Regions from separate parts of the Mus musculus genome. Here region 2 is linked to region 1. A link is a loop called in an ENCODE intact Hi-C map of the cell type or tissue named here. Cell type or tissue: left cerebral cortex. All regions are shown on one strand. Links, peaks and the distances in the headings refer to the core of each region. The heading gives the core; the rest is flanking DNA.

The links. Hi-C counts contacts between places; a loop is a spot of excess contacts. Peaks named below come from ENCODE experiments on the same cell type or tissue, not always from the same donor. Only the 100,000 strongest peaks of a DNase experiment are listed, where the experiment ranks them.
Region 2: a loop joins it to region 1, with 3 times the contacts of the local background. A loop is called at or near these places in 3 of 42 quality-filtered maps.

Annotation. Positions count from the first base shown.
Region 1 is chr6:32,580,538-32,588,888 of GRCm38, reverse strand. It overlaps Plxna4 (plexin A4), which reads left to right and starts at 697. Exons shown (of 32, transcript NM_175750.3): 1 at 697-1,585. In left cerebral cortex, for the core only: CTCF peaks have their summits at 343, 2,233, 4,441 and 5,131; DNase peaks (open chromatin) are centred at 3,545, 4,137, 4,434, 5,113 and 3 more places; H3K4me3 peaks cover 5,317 bases; H3K27ac peaks cover 2,064 bases.
Region 2 is chr6:32,206,377-32,214,727 of GRCm38, reverse strand. It overlaps Plxna4 (plexin A4), which reads left to right. Exons shown (of 32, transcript NM_175750.3): 13 at 3,612-3,763. Among named protein-coding and RNA genes, the nearest start is that of Gm13850, 98 kb to the right of the region's middle. In left cerebral cortex, for the core only: no CTCF peak of the experiment used is centred there; DNase peaks (open chromatin) are centred at 2,113 and 3,530.

The DNA.
Region 1 (8,351 bases), core at 262-8,261:
TAGGGCTTCAGAGACAGTGAAGCAAGGTCAGCCTCTGGACAGATCAGGTTACCTAACAAGCTCTGTGGCATTGGCCATTCATTTCTGTCCTAGGACTAGAAGAAACCTTGGGTTTGGGCATCCTCTAGTGCTCTGTGTAGGATTACCTTGGTTGGTGGGGCTGGACAGGGATTCTAGGTTAGGAATGGATGTATGTTTGGCTGGTGTCTGTTAGGAACACCCAGAAGTGCCTCTGACCGCCTGCACCACATGCCTGCTTGGGAGTATGCCCCGATCCAAGTGCACTTGGTGGCACCATATATGCACCACTCTGCCCTGTGTCTCCACCGCCAGGGTGACTCGAGGAAGCCAAGAAGACCCAGGGGGTGTCTGCAAACGTCCACACTGGGGAAGAGCAGGCGGGCCAGTGGCGGCAGCGTGCGGGGAAGCGCCCCCTGCCCCCTCTGCCGGCCGCTCTACCTTGGTCTAGATGTCAGTCGCGAGCTCCGAGCCAGCTAGCGAGCCAGAGAGGGAGCGGCGGCGGCGGCGGCAGCGGCGGCGGCGGCGGCGGGCCGCGGGCGGCGGGGAGGGGAGGAGGCGAGGAGAGGGAGGGAGGAAGGGAAGCAGGGAGGGCGGGAGGGAGGAGAGGAGGACCCAGAGAGCGCCAGGCAGCTGGAGTTTTTGCAGCGCTTGGCCGGGCTTCAATGCACAGCAGCAGCGAGCCGCGGCGGCAGCAGGCAGCCCGGGAGCTCCGGCGGCGGCCGAGCCAGCGGCGGCCCCGCTCCCTGCCCCCTGCAAACTTTGCGAGCAGCCCGCCCGGGGGGCCGGGGACGCGCCTGGGAGGCTCGGCTTGGACTACGGCCGCGCTCTTGGCCGCCGCAGCGCTAGCCGCCGCCGTCGCTGCTACCACCGCAGCTCCGCGCCTCCCCGGGGAGCTGCCGGCGGCTTCCGAGGCCCCCCAGCCCCGGCCCCTGGGCACTGCCCGGCTAGTCCCCGGCCAGGGTTGGGGGCGACAGCGGCGCAGCCAGCCCCGGGCTGCCAGGGGGTGGCCGTCACTGCCCAGGGAGGCGCGCAGAGGATCGGAGAGCGCTCCCCGGCGGGTCCCCAACGTACTCGCCGCCGCGCCCGGGCAGCGGCCCGACCCGGCTAGCATGGGCGGCGCGGAGTGACGCCGCCGTGCCCGCTTGGCATCAAGGACATTCAGCCCGCGGGGGTGGGGACGAAGGGGGGCAGCCCCGCGTCGCCGCCGCAGCCCCTGAGAGCCACCGCTGTCGCTGCTTGGGCTCCGGGGCTGGATGGAAGCTAGGGGTGCTTGGAATTGATCTTCATTTCCTGACCTTTTTGTTGGACATTACGCCCACCTTGGACGCTGCAAGAGGAGCTGTCAAGCCCGGCAGGCTCTGATTTGGCCCCCTCCGTTTTTCTCTGCTGCTCGTGGCTTCCCCGTGCCTCGGTGGAGTATTTGCGTTCGGGGCTGGGGCTGGAGGAGGCAGCCACACGCGCGCACACGCACACGTTCAGAGGAGGGCGAGAGGCAGCGGTACAGGCACCATCTGCAGTGTCAATGCGGCGCTGGGGCTGAAGGAGGGAAACGCCGCGCTTCCAGGTAAGGAGCCGCCGGCCGGGCACAGGGCCAGCTGGGCAGAGCGGGCGGAGGTGGCGAGTCCGGTCCCGGAGTCCTCGCCTGCTCTGAGGCAGCCCACTACACACACACACGCACACACACACACACACACACACACACACACACACACACGCAAAACACAAATCGCGTGCGCGCACACACACATACTCACACACAGGCACACACTGCGCTCACGCACCTGCCCACGTCCCACCTGGACACCCGCGTAGGTGCATCGCAGCCGGAGCAGGGATTTCCCGTGTTCTTCTCCTCTCCGGACCTAGACTTCTCTTCCCCAGGACTTTCAGGGTGGGATTCAGTAAATGACTGACTCTCCTATCCAGCCTGGTAGGATGAGGGAACGATTTTGCTGTTTCTAGCTCCTTTCATTTCCTAACTGGTTTTTATAAGACAGGAGAAGTCATGGGAGGTCTTATGAGACCCGCCCAGTGCAATTGTGCCCCTTAGCTTTTTGGACACCCGGAGATTTTTTGCTTTTAAATAGGAGAAAGGCAGAGAGATATTTAAAGGGCAGAGAACTGGAGATCTTGGTGATCCGGTGCCTGGGAGGAGGCCACATAGGCAACTGGGGCTGCAGTTCTGTAGGGCGGCGCATATGGAACAGACTCTGCGATTCCCCAGTAAAGGCAGCACACACGCCTTTCCGAAGCGTGGCACTGCTTCCCCGGAATGCGCCGGGATTTCAGTCAGGGAGGGGCTTTAACATCAAAGCTAGAGGAGTGTTCCTTGTCTAGGGAGGATGCTGCGGTCCTTTAAGGAGGATCAGACCTTATTCATGTTGCCAGTCACCGGTAGACAACAAGGAGACAGGGCTTAAGGGACACATGTTTGCGGCCAACCCCTCACTTCCTTATCCTTCTGTGTGTATGTGAGGCAACTCCCCCCTGCGCCTTTAGTTAACACCTGTCACATGTCTTTTGGGGTGTGTGTCTGAGAAGTAGGAGGGAGAGTAGAGATGGATTTAGACTAATGGAGAAAGGACTGTGAAGACGATATCCACTTTATAAGGTATTTGGTCTATTAGTGTATTCTAGGTACCTTAGGCTACTAGTGTAACCCAGAGTCTAGATCCTCTGAATGCAGGACTGCCCTCCAGAAACCAATGGTTCAAGTTGTACTTCCCCAGAGTTCCCTGCCTCCACCGCCCCAGTTTCAGAGCCTGCTCATTTTGAAAGTTCCTAGAATGGATGGGAGTGTGTGTGTGTGTGTGTGTGTGTGTGTGTTGAAGTTCCAAAGGGCTTTTTTTATGGCTCCCCTATTAGAGTATCAGACAGACTTCTTTTGGGGCTCAATTATTGCAAGGAGAAGAATGGAAGAATCAAATAAATCATTATTTTAGGCTTGAATACATATATAACAAGTTTCTATGTTTCTATAGCTGTCCCTTTGTGTATTTTGTTGTTGCTTGTTTGTTTTTGTCATCCTGGCAAAAATGGAAATTGTTTCTATCCTCTTTATAAACGAGTAGAACTCCCTCCCACCCCACCCCACACACACCTGGCCAAAGTCTTTGGTTAGGCCTATGTGGAAGAGCAGATGCCCCCCCCCCCCGGGAGAGAAGCAGAATTCCTGTTGTGTGTGGTGTAAGCTGCCCTTTGATTGATTGAAAAAGGTATAAGCCAGAATAAAGGAAAGCTCTCCACAATGGGGAGAACCCAGATCGCAAAGAGACACTATTTTCTTTTTAAGAATGGTGAGTATGTACACATCTAGCTATACACTTGCATTCTTAGAGCCTTGCCAAGTGCAGTCAGCTTGTACAAGCTCAGGTGACAGGGGGTGTCCACTTCTGACTTCTGGGCTGTGACAGACATTGGCACATTTTGGCATGCCCATACTTGGAGTGTGTGGCTGGGAAGGACCCGTGTACACATACATATGGCTGTGGCACATGGTTTGTAACAGACAGTGAATTACAGTGACGGGGAGTATCTCTCAGAGAGGCATCCCCCCACCTGCCTGTGAGGGCAGGAAGCTAGGGTGCAGATCATCCCACAACAGACTTCTGTTTCTTTCTCTGCCTCCCTCTTTCCTTTTTCATACATTTTGCAGCCTCAGGATCTATCTGTCATTCTAATGCAAAGACAACTGTCATTATGCTGGTTATAAGCTAAGCACTGGAGCTCAAAAGAATCTGCACACTTTCTGCACTTGCTATTGGTTTCTGGGAAAAGATCGACGGTAATTAACATCTGTGTACGTTTGTATGTTTTGTTTTCATTTCCTGGCTCTTTTGCCCATCCCTGGAGTATACCGTATACTACAGTATCACTGCTCCACCATTCTTCTGTGGGCCTTTAAGTTCTCTGGTCTGCACCGGAGGGCACTCAGTTGCATGGTTTAGAAAAGGCCCAGGCACAAATGCTTCTTTTCGATCAACCTCATTAAGCTGGAGATTGTTCTGGAAGCATGCCTGCGAACACCAGGCCTGGATCACCCATGATCTGATCTGCTTCTTCACTAAATCCTGCATGGCCCCTCCCCCCTCCGAAAATGTTTTAGGGAGGAATTTTGCTCCTAGGCAGCCAATTCGCTCCGCTCTCCTTCCCTGTCTCTATTCTCCTGCTTCAGCTCTGCTCCCTGCAGACAGGCAAATCTGCATGGCAGAATCTGCCTACACTTGGCCTACAGATCCTTTTAATCACAAGGAGGGATGCTGGCAATTAAGTGGGGGTGGGGGGCTCCTGGGGTGGTAGCATTCCTACCTTGGGGAGAGAGCTCAGGGGGTTGGGTTAGTAACTGCTCTGAGCTCCTAGGTATTACTGGGCTTTGATGGAAAGAAATTATAGCAAGCGTCTCTCCTCCCAGCCAGCTAGGGGGCATTTCTTAGCAGCTTTAGCCCAGTCTTACCAGAGAAGGCACTGTACAGACAATGCACAGTGGAGACCTGTTGGAGTGGCTCTTTGACTGTGATGGGGTGGATGCTGTGAACCTACTGTGATGTGATCTTGGCTTTGATTACTCTGTGCCCAGAGTGTCACCCTCTCCTTTCCTCTTTATTTGTGTCCAGGGCTCCCTGATGGGAAACCAGTTCAGACCCTGGGCAACTGTTCAGGGTTCATTTCTTTCCCTTGACACCCCCTTTCCTCGTTCAAAGCCTGTTCCTCCCTCTCCATGAGCTTGTGAATCCACCTTTCAGCTTTGTGTTTGTATCCACCAGCCCATTTGTCCTCAGATGTGCAGCACCCCATGAAATCAATATAACATGAATTTAATGACAGCTGGATGATTAAATGTTATTTATATTTAAGAGCGGTATTTAAAAAAGACATCGTGCTAATAAATCAAAGGGCTGTTTGGGAGATGCACATGATAAGGGTAATTGCCCTAGAGGCTCCAATGAGCAATGCTTGGTCCACACAGAGCCCCGCAGACACTGTCTCTGTAAAGGCTAGTCCTTGCTCTTCCCTCCCCTAACACCCACCTGATCCCCTCTCACTGTCCTGACTTACTCTGGGTTTCCCTCCCACCCTCGCTTCCCAGACTGCAGACATTCTAGTTGTGACAGGAAGGTGGAGCCAGCAAGGAGACTGGAGCTGGCTCTGCCGCTAAGTGGGAAGAGGTGGATCTGAAAAGGGAAGGCAAGCAGGGGTCCAGATTCCCCACTGGAGGCCAGGTCCAGAAGAAGGAGGCTGCTTCTCCACAGAAACAGAATAGCTTCTAGAAAGTCCTGAGTGAGAGCCCTGTCCTATGATCATGCAGCATCAGCGTCCTCAGGGAAGCAGTTGTGAGAATAGTAGTTTTGGTTAGAGCCCTTATGAAAATTCAGGAACAGAAAATAATACTAATTATTTGTGAAGCGTTTGTGCAGCACTTCCTTTGAACTCAAATGATTTGAGTGCTCTAGATGGGGTTGCTCCTTTAATTCCCATGAGCACCCTAAGAGGCAGTGGCTACTGTAGTCCCTATATCCCCCTGAAGTGCTCTAGATGGGGTTGCTCCTTTAATTCCCATGAGCACCCTAAGAGGCAGTGGCTACTGTAGTCCCTATATCCCCCTGAAGGAACTGAGATGAGGGAGGTTAAGGACTTTGTTCCCAGTCACACAGCCACCAAGTGGTGGAAGCAAGTCTCAGTGCTAAGCAGTCTGACCTGGCTGCGAGGGTAGAGGTACTCAGTATGTTTCCTCCCCTTGCTAAGTGAGTGGGGGAGTGTAGTGAGAGTTGTACCTTCTCCTTTGGATTATCTCTGACCCCAAGCAAAATTTCCTATTCTTTGAGCTTCAACTTCCCTATTAGTTAAGGGGATAGAGTCTTACCCTTGGCTGATGGTAGAGTAGAAAGTTTCATGGGCTCTTTCTAGCAGACCATTCAGGTTGACTGTTACTTTATTTGGAAATTTCTATTTTTCCTTTGTAGAAAACACAAAAGGTGTGGCTAAGGGAATGAATGAAGTCTCTGCCTTTGCTTTGGATTTGGGGAATCTCCAGGGATGGTTGGGGTCTGGCTCTTTCTAGTGAGTTTTTCAAATTGCTGGTATTGTGGAAATGACACTCTCCCACTGAATGCTGAAAGTAGCCTGTAAGGTGGGGATTGCGGATTGCCATTTTGATGGCATAAGAACTTAGGCTGAGATGACAGTTAAAGATGCCTGAGGCCCCAGGTTGCTAGGCAACAGATGGCCAGTTCACTCTAAGGCCTGGATTCAGGCGATGACACTGCTCACAGGTGGTGCTCTGTAGTTGTTCTTTCATTCATTCATTGGCTCTCAGGATCTAAGCTTAGGACCTAAGCAGGAAAATATCATGTAATCGTAGGTGGAGGTTTGTGCCAATGGCCTGCATAGGGAGGGTAATCCTATAGCTGTAATGCAATTTGGAATTTAGAATAGAGAAGAAGTCGAGGAAGAAGAAGAGGAGGAAGAGGAAGAAGAGGAGGAGGAAGAAAAGGAAGAAGAAAGTGGAGAGGGCACAGGATGAGTGGAGACACTAGGAATCATATTAAGATATTAATAGATATACAATAGGGCCCTGGGAAGCTAGGTACCATGGTGGGTACATCCCACCCCAAAGTCAGAACTCTGCAGACTTGGCCTCTCTGGTGTGTAGACTCTTGGGCACCGAAAAGAGAGTGGTTGTGGAGTCCTTCTAACTAAACTTTTATTCCATGCATGATGTAATTTGCTTTCCCCCTCCCAGCGCCCCCCCCCCCCGCAATGTGCAGTGTAGAAACTTCTGATAAATTCGGGGTGTCTAGAAGATGCTTAGAATTTTTCACTCTGGGACCAGAGTGGGGAGACAGAAAGGACTCATATTTAAGCCAACAGGTGCCCGTGAGTTCAGAAGCACCCTAGGAGCCTGGGGCTATAAGCTGGAATATCCACTCCCCTCCACGGTGGCTTCCCCATGAACCAGGATTCGTAACAGCAAATTGGATTTTAGGATGTTTTGTCACTCCAACACAAAACACATCACTAGCTAAGAGGATCTTGTCTCCACAGTCAATGTGCCGACCCCAGCCTAAGCACAGTCAATTCCCCAGTTCTCACAAGAAAAAGTCTTTCATTATGAAGCAGGAGGAAAGGAGCCATTGAAGCCTGGTCACTGAAAGTACAGCAATTGTAAATCTTTCCTGCTCATCGCTGCAGACCAGCACTTCCGGGCGGACTGGCCCATGAAACCCTTGTAAGAACCAGACTCACTTCCCGCGGTCCAGGGAAGATCCCAGAACCAGAAGGTGAACAAACTCACTCTTGAGTTCGGCTCAGAGGCCATGAGGGGGGAAAGTAAGCAAAGCAGAATTGGTGGGTTGTTTTTCTTCATTTGGGTACCAGGCACTGGACTGGTTCTATTGAACCAGTCCACGTGGCATGTCAACATGGCAGATGGCAGGAGGTTCTTTTTCTCACTCTTCATCTCAGTCTTGCTTCTGGAAGGTAATACCAACAAGAGAGCAGATATTCCCAAAGTCAATTCTGTGGATGTGTGGATAGATGCTTTAATGAACCAAAACTTGCTAAGTCTAGTAGTTGGAGACACGAGGTATAAAACGAGATGATTCCTGCTGTAGGATGTCTTAGAGACTTTAACATACCGGCATGTCCCACTGTGGTGTAGCCCTGGAATCCATCAATATAAACACTGTCATGTGTGTACATATGAATGTCTACATGTTTTTTGTGTATGTGTGTCTATAAACATATACACATATACATGTTCATATGTATGTTTATGTATCTGCTTGTATATGTGGAAGCCAGAGGTTAACCCTGAGGATCTTCTTCAGTGGATCTCTGTGATCTTACATTTTTTTTTTTTTTTTTGAGACAGGGTCTCTCACTGAACCTTGACCTTTCCAATTTGGTGGGACTAGCTACCCAGCAAGCCACAGGAACTTCCTGTCTGCAGCCCTAGTCCTGAGATCACAGCGCATGTTGCTATGTCTGGCTTCTTTATGTGGGTACTGGAGATTGAACTCAGGTCTTTATGCTTGCATGTGAGCACTTTACTGACTAAGCCATTTCTGTAGCCTATGTTTTCTTGTGTCCTTTTTATTAAATAAATAGTTTCAGCTGAACTTTTATAACCAAGTCTTGGGTTCTGGTGACTGTGAGGTCTCCAGGTCCTCAGAACTGTATCTGTGGCCTCAGCATCTGCTGAGATATCCCCATACCTGCCCTTCCCTTTGTCCTTCCAAGGCAGCAGGATTTCTCAGGCATGTGGACATGTAGATTCATAAATGACCCCTATGTGTTCTTTTTGCTTAAAAGCCACTGGTGTTATAGGAAAA
Region 2 (8,351 bases), core at 94-8,093, 370 kb after region 1:
TAGCATCACTAAACATTGAACACATTTGGTCCAGGGGGCAGAGCCCAGCTCTGGGCAGCAGCAGAAAACCACAACAGAGAGACACCAGTACTTGCCCCAATAAGACCTGAGCTGTAGAAGTATATCTGAATACAGTTTATGAGTCTAACTGCAGAGCAGAAAAGAGCAGGGCAGAGCACAGCACACAGGTAGTGGGGACAAAGGAGGGTCTGTATAGGTCTTCATCAGCATGCCTCACCTATACAGGAGTCTGCTGTGTCACAGAGAGTTCCAGGAACTGGCTTGAAGGCATGGTGCTTCCTTTGTAGCACACTTTGGAAACTCATCAGCCTCCCTTACCTCCTTCTTAACTCATCGCCATTCTGGTTAAAATCACTACCAAGAGTGTCTAAACAAGGGAGCTGCTGCCCCTGGGCTTTATATAGACATTTCTGTCTCCTGATCCCATTCCACACTTTTGACAGTGAGTCCACCTAAGGTATTTTCCACCAGGCTGGAGATCTTTGCTCTTCCCCTAAATATTTAATATATAAATATTCTCCAACATAAGGATCCATTATATATATATATATTCCTGCTATAACCTCAGGAACAGTGCTTAGCACACAGTAGGTACTCAATACCTCTCAGCCATGGAGGATGCAGATGGGGAAAATAGCTGTATCTGCATCTGTAAATCAGGAGGACTCACTGGCACCCATCTTTGCCCAGTTTTGCTAATGCACCAGACCCACACTGAGCAATGATGACCATGACCCTAGACTATATCTGTGTGATGCTATGGAGTTTTGCACATTTCTCTCCTATCCCTGGTTAGGAAGCACAGAAGCCTTGTTGGACTATGGAGGTTTTATAACCAAGCATCATAAACCATGTAGCTTGAACTATCACTATGCTGGAGGCAGAAGTCCTAGATCAAGGTGTTCGCAGGATTGGCTGCTTCTGAAGGCTGTGGAGGAACTGGTTAGACATCAACTGTCCCCATTTCATCTTTTCCTCTATACATGTCTCCAAAATGACCCAATTATAACACCATGATCACACCAGGATGTCCTAATAACCTCCTTTATGCTTAATGATCTCTGTAAAGACATGTACCTCTACCTACAGTCATGTTTGCAGAACTAGAATATTGTAGTTTGAATATGAAATGTCTTTTACAGGCTTGTGTGTTTGGACACCTGGTCTCTAGGTAGTGGTTGTGTTTTAGGAGATTGTAGAACTTTTAGGAGGTGGAATTAAGCTGGGAGCTATGGAGGGTAAACACTGGGGGTTGGAGCCCAACTTCCTTCTGTATTCTCTGCTTCATGGATAATGCCATTCAGCAAGCAGTTGCCATATGTTCTTGCCACCAGGGACCAAGCCCTGTGCAATGCCTTACCCACTGTGATCGATCTAACCCCCTTTACCATGAGCCAAAATAAGTCCTTTCTCCTTATGTTGCTTCTCTCAGGTATTTGGTCATAGCAACAAGAGAAATAACTAAGTCATGAGATTAGTTAGAACTTCCACCTATGAATTGGCAAGGTTGGGGGGATGAACATAATTAAACCCTTCACAGCTGTGAAGGTCAGGGTTATTATCTTCCTTTCCCAGGTAGAGACTATTGTCAGAGCTGTGGCTTTACAATAACCAGAGTAGGAAGAAAACGGTATTGTCTCCCAAAGCTCCTGAGTCTTGAATTCATGTTCTCCTTCACCACAGTGGTAGGGCATATACTGCTCTTGCAAAATGTGCCACTGGGGTCTTGGCTTTTATGAGTGTGCCCCTTTCATCCAGCTGAGGGTGGCCTTCAAACGGCATCCCTTGTCTGAGACCCTCCATCCTCAGCATTCCTGGTGATGTGGTTATCAAAACCAGGCCTTCCTCCAGGCCCCCACTTCACTGTTGTCTGTGGTGACTTCCAGGATGGAGGACTGGGTTGGGGGGAGGTAAATGGCCTTCAGCCTACTTTTCCACACCCCTATCTCTCCTTCCCAGTCCATTCACAATCCCGTGTCTTCTCTGTGGGAGCACTACTCTCACGCTGCTAACAGCTAAGCTCTCCCTGGGGCTGTGGCACTGGGTGACTCAGTGCATTGAAACCCATCAGCTGGATTTGCTTTCTCCTTGGCCTGAATCCAAGAAAATCACAAGATAGAGGTGACAAATTAAACAAATCGCACCATGGTGGGGGCTACTTAACTGCCTCCAACCTGGCATCAGCCTTCCAGGGGACTTGGATTGGTTCAAAGATAAAATCCCTCTTACAGGATGACAAGTTAGGGCTGGAACTCGGTGCAGGCACCCCTGCCAGGTGTCAGGAATGCACTGGGGACCCACCATCTGGACAAGCATTGGGGGAGAACCTAAGCACCCTGTCCTTGCCTTCCACACATCTGCCCACCTGATGTGAACGGAAATGGGCCAGTTTCTCCAATAAGGTTGTTTTCCACTGTAATGGGAATATGCGCATGTAAACTCACATAGCATATAAATGCTTACTTATGAGCATGTGTGTTCACAAAGGAATCTGTAAGAGGAAGAAAGTTGCTAGTCTTCAGTAAGTAAACAGCGCTTTCCACCCCCACCCCCCACCCCAGCCGCCCCAACCCCGGAAAAGCTGCACCAGGGATAGCCCAGTTCAATGCCTTTGGTTCTTCAATTTTACCAGCTATGCAGAACTGCCCTATATGCAACCCTTGCAGAATGGGGTAGAGGGACATTCTGGAAAGTACTAGAGACTCCTGTCATTCAGAATCTCCCACAATGACCTCACTACAGGTTGTAGGCGTTCAGAAACCAGGAACAGAAGAGGGCTTTCCTGTGGGAAGTAACAATTAGATGACTTTCACTGTCCACAGCCCCTACCTCAAAGCAGGCCAAGTCCTGGTTGCCGAACCCCTACATTCTAATTATGAGCTTTAACATCCATGGCAACATCTCTGGAGGGAAGGACAGTGGCTTTGACCAGCATACCAGGGTAAAGTCTAAATTAAAACCACTTCCATGAGAAGCCAAGGGAACAAGGAAGGTAAATGGTATGCCAAATGTTCAAAGAGAGACGAGTAGGTTGGCTTGGCTGCAACAGCCTGCTGCCATTGATAAGGCATGCAGGGGATACTAGAGAGATGCTTGCTTTAGGAAGCTGAAGTTCAAGAGAGGAGGAAGGGCTGTGAAGGGTGGGGAACTCAACCTGAATAGTGATTGTGAAGGAGATGTAAGAAGGTACCTTGAGATTTTCAGTGAAAAGAAATAACACAGAGACTGGACAGTTCATCTTGAAACTGAGTGGGATAGTCCTTAATGCATATGAATCTGGGTGGGCAAGAGAATTACATTTTATGCCAGAAGTATCTCCTGATTTTCTCTGTATTTAGTAACACTGCAGTTATATTCTCTTCTTCCATGAGATGGGATGATAGACCAGGGGTTTTGATCATGGCTCTCAGAGCCACAGAGAAATACAGATTCTTTACCCAAGGATAACACCTACTGCTAGCCACACATTTTCTGGACCTGTTGGAGGAACCACACACAGATGCAAAAGAGCCACACCCATTCTGGCCTCTTCAGCAAGTGGGCGGTGATGCTTCATGGGCCTGAAGAATCACTCCTTCTTCTCCCTGCAGATCATCCCAGTGACGGGCCCTCGAGAAGGGGGCACCAAGGTCACCATCCGAGGGGAGAACTTGGGCCTGGAATTCCGTGACATTGCATCACACGTGAAAGTGGCTGGTGTGGAATGCAGCCCCTTGGTGGATGGCTACATCCCAGCTGAACAGTAAGTGAGAGCTACCTGGGAGACGGAGGCAACCCAAGAGGGAGGGAAGAGATGACACACAGGCTTGAGATGCCCCTTATCACAATACTTGGGACCTGAAGTATTTTGGAGTGAGGATTCTTTTTCATACAGAGAGTGGTTTTTCATACATAAAGTGTTTTCATATACATAATAAGATATCCTGGGGATGGCCCCTAAATCTAACACAACATTTTCAGGTGTCTATGGGGCCATCTCTCTGCCTTCATTATTACTGGGATACTGAGATGCCATACTTGGGAGCTGTAGTCAAGGATGGAAATAACAGGGAGAGGGAGGAACATGGCTGCTGGCCTTGTGGGGTACAGAGAGGTGAGAAAGAGCAAAATTAAAGTCTGCCGGGGAGTGTGAATTCAATTCTCTCTATTGTCTCTAACTCTCCACGAGCTTTCCCATGGGAAGCAAGCCCTGGGCTGTCCTCTGTGGAGGCTGAAAATGAAATCCCGTACTTACTCCCAGGCCTGTGTACTCTCTGGCTAAATTTTCTCTTGGCGAAAGGTCATTCAACAGACGACCTTGACCCCTAACCTGCCTAGTGGGGGAGATGCGGTGAGCCACATCTGGTAAATGAGTAAACACTACTTTCCAGACCAGCAAACACAATCACACAATGCTTGGCATTACAGCAGAAGCTGTTTTCCAGCCTGCCTCACCTCACAGTCACCTATCGTCCATCCTGTGAGCATTAGATGAGAGCTGCTGGCACAGCCTCCTCGGGTCTGGCAGTGCCCTGAAATTGTGCTTGCTAGACTCAGTGATGCAGAACCACATAGGTGCAGCGTATGCCATTCCTCCTGATGGCCATCAGGAAATCTCCATGGCACCGGTAGCAGGTGGGATACTAATGGATTCACTCTGACTTGGAACCATCCCTCTCAGCTACCATCACTCAGTGACCCAAACATCTATCGGTGGCTCCTACAATTTCCTGAAATCAAAGCAAAGCCAACAGTTGCTGATACAGCATGGTGTGGGGGAAGCTTGACATCCCCTTCCCCCACCGTGGACCCGGCATCAACAATGTTATTATAAAGCCAGATGATTAAAGTGTTGCGATATCAGTTAGATCCATGGAGTGAGATAGGATGCTCAGGGCAAGAATCCTGACATGTAAGAATTCAATGTGTGATGAAGGTGACAGTTCAAATCAACAAGGAAAGGCGAGATCCTTCAGTAAATGGCGCTGGTTGATACCAGGAAAAGAGTAATGTCAGATCCCGAGTTCACATTAAACACCCAAATAAATTTCAGGTAGATTAAAGAGCTAGGGATACAAAAATGAAATGGAAAGATTAGAATGCAGGTGTGAATTCATTTGCTTTCATGAAGGGGAGGCATGAGCAGAAAAATAAATCATAAGGAAAAGATGAGAGGTTTTTGAGTACATTCAACTTAAAAATGTATACAGCAGAAATCAGTGTAAGAAAACTAAAAGTGAACGAAAGCTGGGGATACGGCTGCACCCGCCACAGTTAATAGATACCTTCTTCTTAACAGAGAAAGAAGCTTTATAAATAAAAGACAGTTATCACGAAAGAGCAAAGAGCAAGAATGTATAACGCACGAGATGCAGAAAGAACCAAAAACTCCTAAGAGCGATGACATGCAAATGAAAGCAAAAGAGAACACCTTTTAAAAGTTAATACTCAAGAGGCCAAAGAGTTAGCTCATTGGGTAGAGTGCTTGCCTAACTTGCAGGAAGCACTAACGTCAATCCCCAGCACTGAACCAAACAGGTGCAATCTCCCAATTAGATGGGCACAGACAGGAAGGTCAGAAGTTCAAGGTCATCCTCAATAGCGTTTGACTGTCGATGTGAGATGCTAGCTCAATAAAAACAAAACCAAAAATAAAAGGACGCACCAGATGCAACTGGCTTGCTTACTTGTGGTGGGAGGGAAACTGGGACAAACTTTTAAGAAGACGTTTGGATACATGGATTTAAAGTCGCAGCTGGAAGCTCCTTACTGCCTCAGGTGCATCCTGGGAAAAGAGACGAAGGACCCCCAGGAGCTCACCTAGATGAATGGATAAGCTTCTAGTTCAAACAGTAAGGTGAGACTGGGACTCCCACCACCCTGCTTTGGCCTTGTGTACACAGGCCTATCCACCCACAGGCTCACATGCATGCATCACACACATACCGCATGCATACAGTGTCCTTCCTCTCTCTCTCCCTTTCTCCCCCACTCCCTCTACCAAAAGTATCAAAAAGAAAAACAGAAAAAAAAAAAGGTTTCAGATGGCACTCTAAGTACAGGTCTATAATTCCAGCTATTTGGGAGGCTGAGGCAGGAGAGTCTCATGTTCAAATCCTGTCTCAGCTAGAGTGAGTGAGTTTAAGGCCAGCCTAGGCAGCTTAATGAGACTGTCCCAAAATCAAGAAAGAGAAAGATCAGAAAAAGGAAGCTGGAGATATAACTCAGTGGTAGGGACCTTTGACTCCTTGTTCAATTTCCAGTATCACACTCCATCCCCCACTGTCTTTAATCTCTCACAGTGGTTCTCAATCTTCCCGTGACCCTTTAATACAGTTCCTCATGTTGTGACCCCCAACCATAAAATTATTTTCGTTGCTACTTCATAACTGTAATTTTGCTACTGTTATGAATCATAATAAATGTAAATACCTGCTTTCTGATAGTCTTAGGAGGCCCCTGGAAAATGATCATTTGAACCCCAAAAGGGTTGTGACCCACAGGTTGAGAACCACTGGTTTAGCTAATACACTCCATAGTCTTTAGTCAATGCTTCTAGAACATTCCGCAAAAAGCCACACTTAAGAATGCTTATCACAGTTTTATTTATAATGGGATTAATTTAGAAGCAATGATAAATATGGAGAATTCATCAGTTCAAAAGGTTATTATACAGATGTTTCTCATCTTTACATCTCGTGTGGACAGGGTATGGACTGAATCCAGGGCTGTGTGCAGCCTAGGCAAGTGTTTACTTCTGAGCTGCATTCTCAGCCCTCGGCATTGTGTCTTGATAAACCTTTCATAAGTTGAAAACAGCATGAGATCAAAATGTGTTGTATATTCCTAACCAGTTACCAATATTGTTTCTTCCTGTATACCCCAGTTCACAGGAACCTGAAGCTTTCTGCCACTGGCCAGCGTCACAGAGAGTATCATAGAACACATGGCTAGCTCAAGAAAAGATCAAAATTCAAAGTACAAGATTCTAGACAAAAGTTAAAGTGTAAGATTGTAGACAAGAGTCTACAGACTTAACTTCCCTTTCATACCATCGTAAAGCTGGGATCTTGCCAGTTATGGCTTTATAGTTCATCTACCACCTCAGACAATTACAGACAGCAGACAGGCACACAGTCTAGGTATCACACGCACACACAGGAGACCAAGCAGAGTACAGCCTCTAATTAATTTTACGCAAGAGAAGCTAGTCCTTTTTTTTTTCCTTTTCCCCCACACTAAATATTTTTTTATTTTATTATTTTGTTTGTACACATACACACACACATACACACACACACACACACACACACACACACAAGACATTTCCTCCAAAGTTCTTTTTGAGAAACATAACACAGAAACAACAGTGTTGGGCATATGGCTCAGTGACAGGGGCTTGTGTGACATGCGCAAGGTCCTGGATTTTATCCCCAGCACAATAAATAAATAAATAAATAAATAAATAAATAAATAAATAAATATAGCAGCAACAACAAAACAAACAGAACACAGAGCAGAACAGCACTAAAACCTAAGGACCAAGCAAAAAAATCTCTACAGGACGAAAACCTAGAAACCAAAAAGTAAAAAATTAGTCTGTTCTGCCAGATAGATACTTTCGAATGCTAATGTAGCAGAACATACTGAAAACCAAGTTAAAAACCAGATAAGAAGTTGAGAGTGGGGAGAAAAATAACTGCCACATTTACAACAAATAAGAATGACTATGCCGAGTTAAGGCTTCACAAAAGACAGTTGGTTAGCACACTAGAGACAGGGCTTTGGTAGAGAAGTCAAAGGAAGGCAATTTTAAAAAGTACACACAATTATGTGCATTCTCTATCATAATCACTGGACTTAAAGTAAGATTTTTTTCTATAGCATATTGGGAAAAAAATATTTCAAAAGATTTTGACCACTTAGTCTTAACTAAAACAGTGGACCACTGATACAAATGCAAATTGGTACAACTTTGGGGGAAACATCATTGGGCCCTATGTGAACAAACCATTTAATCCTGTGTATTGCCTCCTGTGAAGTCTATTCTAAGAAACACATGATTCTCGGGTATGTGTATCTTGGCATATTTAGCTGGGTTTTGTTTTTTTTTTTTTTTAAGCAGGAGAAAAATCAGAATGTTTACACGCCCATCAATAGGACAATTATGACATACATGGTGGCTTAAACATGTATGTAATATTACAAAGTGGTTAGTAGAGTTGTATATGCAGAGCCTAGATGGAATCACCAGAGAAAGTTGTTAAATATAAACTGGTATTTAGAACAGTGTGTATGCTATGTTTTACATTTGTCTTTGAAATATATTTACATATACAAATAGATAAACT